2 separate regions of the Homo sapiens genome follow, and region 2 is linked to region 1. A link is an interaction called in ENCODE POLR2A ChIA-PET data of the cell type or tissue named here. Cell type or tissue: endothelial cell of umbilical vein. All regions are shown on one strand. Links, peaks and the distances in the headings refer to the core of each region. The heading gives the core; the rest is flanking DNA.

Region 1 (2,917 bases), core at 272-2,771:
TTAGCAAACTAATACACCCTCACTCCTTTTTTTTTTTTTTTTTTTTTTGAGACGGAGTTTCGCTCTGTCACCCAGGCTGGAGTACAGTGGTGCCATCTTGGCTCACTGCAAGCTCTGCCTCCCGGGTTGACGCCATTCTCCTGCCTCAGCCTCCCGAGTAGCTGGGACTACATGCGCCTGCCACCACGCCTGGCTAATTTTTTGTGTTTTTAGTAGAAACGGGGTTTCACTATGTTAGCTAGGATGGTCTCGATCTCCTGACCTCATGATCCGCCCGCCTCGGCCTCCCAAAGTGCTGGGATTACAGGCGTGAGCCACCGTGCCTGGCCTCACTCCTTTTCTTAATTTAATTTCAAACTATTCTTATTTTGCTGCAGTATTTTGGCACAGTGGCCATGCAGTTTGTTTTCATCTTGCTCATGCTTGAGCGTGGCAGTCGAGATACTCCATTTCCTATGATGCCGTTTGGGTGAATTATGGTCTTTCTTTCCATTGCATCTGAGATCAGTTAATGTTTCCCTTTGGGTTAGATATTTGGATTCTATTCTCTTTTTTGTAGCATGGAAACTAGCTGCAGCCTGGAGCGATCGTCTGCTTTGGGGTTTCTTCCCCAGTTCACCTCCGTCTGTCCCTCCCTTTACTCTTCCCAGTCTTCCTGGGAGCCATTTTCACTACCCTAGGTTGGAAAACGAAGAAAATAAAGCAACCCACTCTTTTTTTTTTCCTCCAGGTTTAGTAATGGAGGAGTTCACAGAATTTTTTTCCCTCTCATCACAGGCTTCTTAGGGTGAATGTGTGTGTGGTTAGGAGGGGAGGCAGGTGAGGAGCCCAGCTCCACTGCCCCCTCTGCTCTCCACCTGGAAAGTGGGCAGGACTGTGAGTAAATTACACATCCAAGCGTTTATTTACTGGCCATTCCAATGAAACCTTTGCTTTTTGTGGTTACCAGAATGCTAATTCAAATTAATTCTAAAAATAATCAGTACTGGGGTCGGGGGAATAGATAGCAGGAGTCCAAGCAGTGGCCATCATCCAAAAGAACTCACTGAAGAAGGTAGGGAGGAAAATTAAATTTAAGTGGTCATATCCCTCTATACTTGATTTTAAATTCTGCTTCTTGTTTCATCTGCTAGGGGAGAAATTTCCACATGCTAGAAGGTAAATCTTACATTAATCATTCTGCAGAAGAGTGAGTGGCTGGTGAATAAACACCTTGTCCTCTGCCCTACAGAACTTTCGAGTGCCCTTAACACTGGACACAGGGGAGCCTGGAGCAGGTGCCAGTTTGAAGGAGGAGGTGGAAGGAGATCACAGCTCTCCAAAGCCAAGCTCTTGCTGTTAAGCCCGAGTCTCTTTGGGGAACTCCCGGGTCCTCATATCAGATTGTCATCAACATCTGTTTTAAGAGGGAAACAGACATTTTCTGACACTCTGGATGTCTTCAGGGGCTCTTAGTGCTCTTTTGAAGCTGCGGTGTGCCCTCCCCACAGCCCCAATTCTAAGAAAACAAGGAGAGCAAAAATGCCTCCTGGGAGAGTCAGTACATTTCCTAAGTAGGCAGTAGTTTTAGAGTTGTTGCCAAATTTCATAAATGTCATGTTAAAAATAATGAATGGCACCTCTGGAAAATTTGGAAAAACAAGAAAACTTCCAGTCAGTAGAATCAATTAAGAACATACCTCTCCTTTTTCTCTGAATGAAAAACCCCCATCAATGTAATAGGAAACCATGAATAACATCCTAAGCCATATTTTAATAGAATTTTTCCCTCAGATATCAACCGTCCCCCATCAGGAATGTACTGCTTTTGGTGAATGTTTGCGTAAAAGGGAAGTGAGTGATCCTCCAGGCAGGTCTACCTCTTCCTGCTTGCCATTCCATATTGTCTCCCTGCTCTGTCTCCCTCCTGTCCTGCAATGGTCCAAATGGACACATTTACAAGAATAAAATAACATCAAAGAAAAGCCGACAAACCCGGAAAAAAGTAGCTAAGAAGGCAGACAACACATGAAATTGAAGCAACTGAAGGGCTAACATTTATTGAGCCCCTCCTTTTTTGCCATGATCTTTGATATGTGCTTTAAATTAAAAAAGTGAAATAGGCAGTTTCCTAATTTTTTAAACTGATAATACATTACAATAGAGTAGGATATGTTTTTTTAAAATAATAGCATATTAAGATCATCTATAATTTAAGTAAACAAAATTTGGGTAAAATCCAGGAGTTTAAAATCATTTTGTAATCAACTTTGAAATGCATTGGTTTTTTTAAAGTAATGTTTTTAAAAACTGAAAATCAGGACTCTTGAAAATGTATAAGAAAAATCAGTCAATTTGTAAACGTCTTCCCCACAATTCTCCCTCCGGGTTTTCGCTTTCTCCCTTCTCACAAGCACCCCACTCATGTCTCTGCCTATTGCCCCTAATTCCGGAAGCCAGCACTGGTATATTCAGGTATGGCAGAGGGCATCAAGCACACCTGGCATGGCCTCCCCAAAGCAACAGGAGGAAGTAGGGGAGGTGCTGTTTCCCAGCACTGCGGTAGCCCTTTGGTGGAAAGTTAGGTTTCCTAATCAGCTCAGGAGGGTGCAACAGGCAACGAGACAGGTCAATCCTTTCACTTCAGGCTGAATATGATGCTGGAATTCCCAAGACCTTAACTTTGCACATTTTGAAGAAAGTGGGGCTTTACATGCGTTCATATCCTCTACTGGGCCTCTTTCTGGCCACCAGACATGCGGTTAGCAAAATGACAAGCAGTCCTGTGATACTCAGGCCCATGGCCACAGGGATTTCTCTCCTGTTTCTGTCACTGAAGCATTCATCCGCTGTAATTGAAGTCAGAGTAACAAGTGTTACAGACTGGCCACAAATGCTGGGAAGTGGCACTGCCACATCTGCCTCAGCTTTGGAGAAA
Region 2 (2,917 bases), core at 158-2,657, 110 kb after region 1:
CTCTCATGAGTGGTGAATCAGGAGTACTGAATGCATTTCTTTTGCATAAGTGTTTGAACAGTTCGTGCCAAGGACTATCAGTGTTCTCCACACAATTAGAAGTAGAGTCCTTAGCATTTTGGGGTCTAATCATATTAAGCAACCAACTCCAGAAACCCAAAAACCAACTAAAGAAATCTATCCTTCTGTAATCCCAGCACTTTGGGAGGCCAAGGCAGGCGGATCACGAGGTCAGGAGACTGAGACCACAGTGAAACCCCATCTCTGCTAAAAATACAAAAAATTAGCCAGGCATGGTGGCGGGCACCTGTAGTCCCAGCTACTCGGGAGGCTGAGGCAGGAGAATGGCATGAATCCAGGAGGCGGAGCTTGCAGTGAGCTGAGATTGCGCCACTGCACTCCAGCCCGGGTGACAGAGTGAGACTCCAGCTCAAAAACAAAAAAAAAGAAAAAAAAGAAATCCATCCTTAAAATTCTGTTCCTCTAGAACCATTCCCAGTACCAAAATCTGATTAAAAAAAAAAAACAGGCAGAGGAAGGTGGAAGGACTAGATCTTTCTCCAGTGCTGGATGCTTCCTGCCCTGGAACATCAGACTCCAAGTTCTTCAGCTTTTGGACTCTTGGACTTACAACAGTAATTTGCCAGGGGCTCTTTGGCACTTGGCCACAGACTGCAGGCTGCACTATCAGCTTCCCTATTTTTGAGGTTTTGGGACTCAGACTGGCTTCCTGACTCCTCAGCTTGCAGATGCCTATTGTGGGACTTGGTATCTTGTGATTGTGTGAGTCAACTCTCCTAATAAACTCCCCTTCATATATTCATCTATCCTATTAGTTCTGTACCTTTAGAGAACACTGACTAATGCCGTGGGGTTAAGCCAATCGTCTAGTAGGTTCATAAAATGCTAAAAGCAGATATAAACTTAAAGACGATCCAGCTCATCTCTTCATTTTACAGATGTAAAAACAGAAGTAGAAATAGAATTGGAACCCCAGTTTCTTGAAACCCAGTGTTTGCATAATACCATGCTAATTTCATTCTAATTTGTGTTTTATTTAATAATCAGGAAACAGTTCAAATAGAGGCCCAGGGCTCTGAAACATTGCCCAAGGTCTATGGCTTTTGCAAAGCAAGTACTGTTTCTGCTACTTTACCTAGTTGCTCTTGGCCTATGTTTGGGGTGCATCTAAAGAACTGTTTGCTGATTATTAAATAAAACACAAATTAGAATGAAATTAGCATGGTGTTATAAAAACACAGGGTTTCAAGAAACTGGGGTTCCAGTTCTATTTCTACCTCTAGGATACAGGGTAAGTCACTTCCTTTCTCAGATTCTGTTTCTTTGTATGTCAAAGGGCTGGATTAGATAAACTTGACTTCCCCTCTTGGCCCTCATGTATCATTCTATAAATATGTTATCATTTCTAATAGACTGTTTGATGTAATCTTTTGTCTAATGGCCCCTGCTTTTCACAATAAATGAAACAAAGGTCACAAGACTTTTATTCATTTGCAACCCTGATTAACTAACAGTTAATGTGTAACTGGAGTGCCACATAGAAACAGAAAGGAGAAGGGGAATGGATTGGGTTGGAGAAGGTGAAGTCTGACCTATCCTCTACAAGAGGTACAGGGTTTATCCAGGAAGACAGGAGTGCCATGAGGAGTAAACTCCAGCAGGGGCTGGAGTCATGGCCACACACAGGGCCTTACAGGATCCAGGCTGCCCAGAGCAGAGTTTGGATGGGGGCTGGGAGGCTGGGGGAGCTAGCTGAGGAGATGGTTGTCATGCCAGGCCACGAGTGTGGATGAGTGCTGGCCAGGGGAGGTATAGGAGATTGATGGGGCTGTGGCAAGCAGGGCAGATACCCTTCCAGGAACCTGTTTCATTAAACACAGAATACAGTCCTGAGGGCTCGGTCTCAATACAGTCCTGAGGGCTCGGTCTCAGGAAAACATGTTCTTAAGTTTTACATCCTTCTTCTGTTTTGATTAGGTGTTTCCTGATTATAAAATAAATTCCTAGAACTGTTAATGGTAACAACACAAAGCACTATAGACCCATACGAGGATCATATTGAAACCAATGACATTTAAGAATAAAAGATCTGATGAATATGAACACTTCCCTGGTTCCTAGGAGGATAACAGTTGAGTTTTGCTCAGGTAATCTGCCTTCTCTTCCTTCTTCTCTGCTTTGTATCTCAGTTTCTATATTTTGTCTTACATTAATAGGATTTGTTCTCATTACCCTGATGATTTTATGGTAAACTACCTCAAATTCTTTTTGGAAGAAGATGGGATATAAATTATTTTTAAAGTTTATCTGAATAGATGTTCTTCAATATCACACAATAAATAATGACAATGTAACTTTGTGCATATAGCACTTTAAGAGATTGATCATAAACACAATCCTATTAATCTTAATTCAAGTTAATAATGCTTGCATTTGTATGGCATTTTAGGTATTATAAAGTTTTTTTTAATTGTGGTAAGATATGCATAAAATTTACTATTTAAACCTTTTTGAAGTGTATAGTTCAGTAGTGTTAAGTACATTCACAATGTTGTGTAACCATCACCACTAGCCATTTCCAGACTTTTTCATCATCCCAAACTGAATCTCTGTACCTATTAAACATGACCTCATTCTCCACCTCCCCACAGCTCCTGGGAACCTCTATTCTACTTTCTGTATGAATTTTCCTATTCTAGGTGTCTCATATAAGTGGAATCATACAATATTCATCCTTTGGTGTCTGGCTTATTTCACGTAGCGTAATGCTTTCAAGGTTCATTCATGTTGTAGCATTTATCAGAATTTGATTCATTTTTAAGGCTGAATATCTTCCATTTTATGTGTCTACCACATTTTGCTTATCCATTCTTCTGTTGATGAACACCTGGGTTGT

The links. ChIA-PET counts read pairs that join two places held together with the same protein. Peaks named below come from ENCODE experiments on the same cell type or tissue, not always from the same donor. Only the 100,000 strongest peaks of a DNase experiment are listed, where the experiment ranks them.
Region 2: POLR2A ChIA-PET joins it to region 1 with 5 read pairs; 3 of 35 experiments call an interaction of 5 or more read pairs at or near these places.

Annotation. Positions count from the first base shown.
Region 1 is chr3:183,130,129-183,133,045 of GRCh38, forward strand. The region is part of intron 5 of LAMP3 (lysosomal associated membrane protein 3); the gene reads right to left. Among named protein-coding and RNA genes, the nearest start is that of LAMP3, 31 kb to the right of the region's middle. In endothelial cell of umbilical vein, for the core only: no CTCF peak of the experiment used is centred there; a DNase peak (open chromatin) is centred at 1,833; H3K27ac peaks cover 2,312 bases.
Region 2 is chr3:183,243,692-183,246,608 of GRCh38, forward strand. All of the region lies in intron 15 of MCF2L2 (MCF.2 cell line derived transforming sequence-like 2), which reads right to left. Among named protein-coding and RNA genes, the nearest start is that of B3GNT5, 8.1 kb to the right of the region's middle. In endothelial cell of umbilical vein, for the core only: no CTCF peak of the experiment used is centred there; no DNase peak of the experiment used is centred there.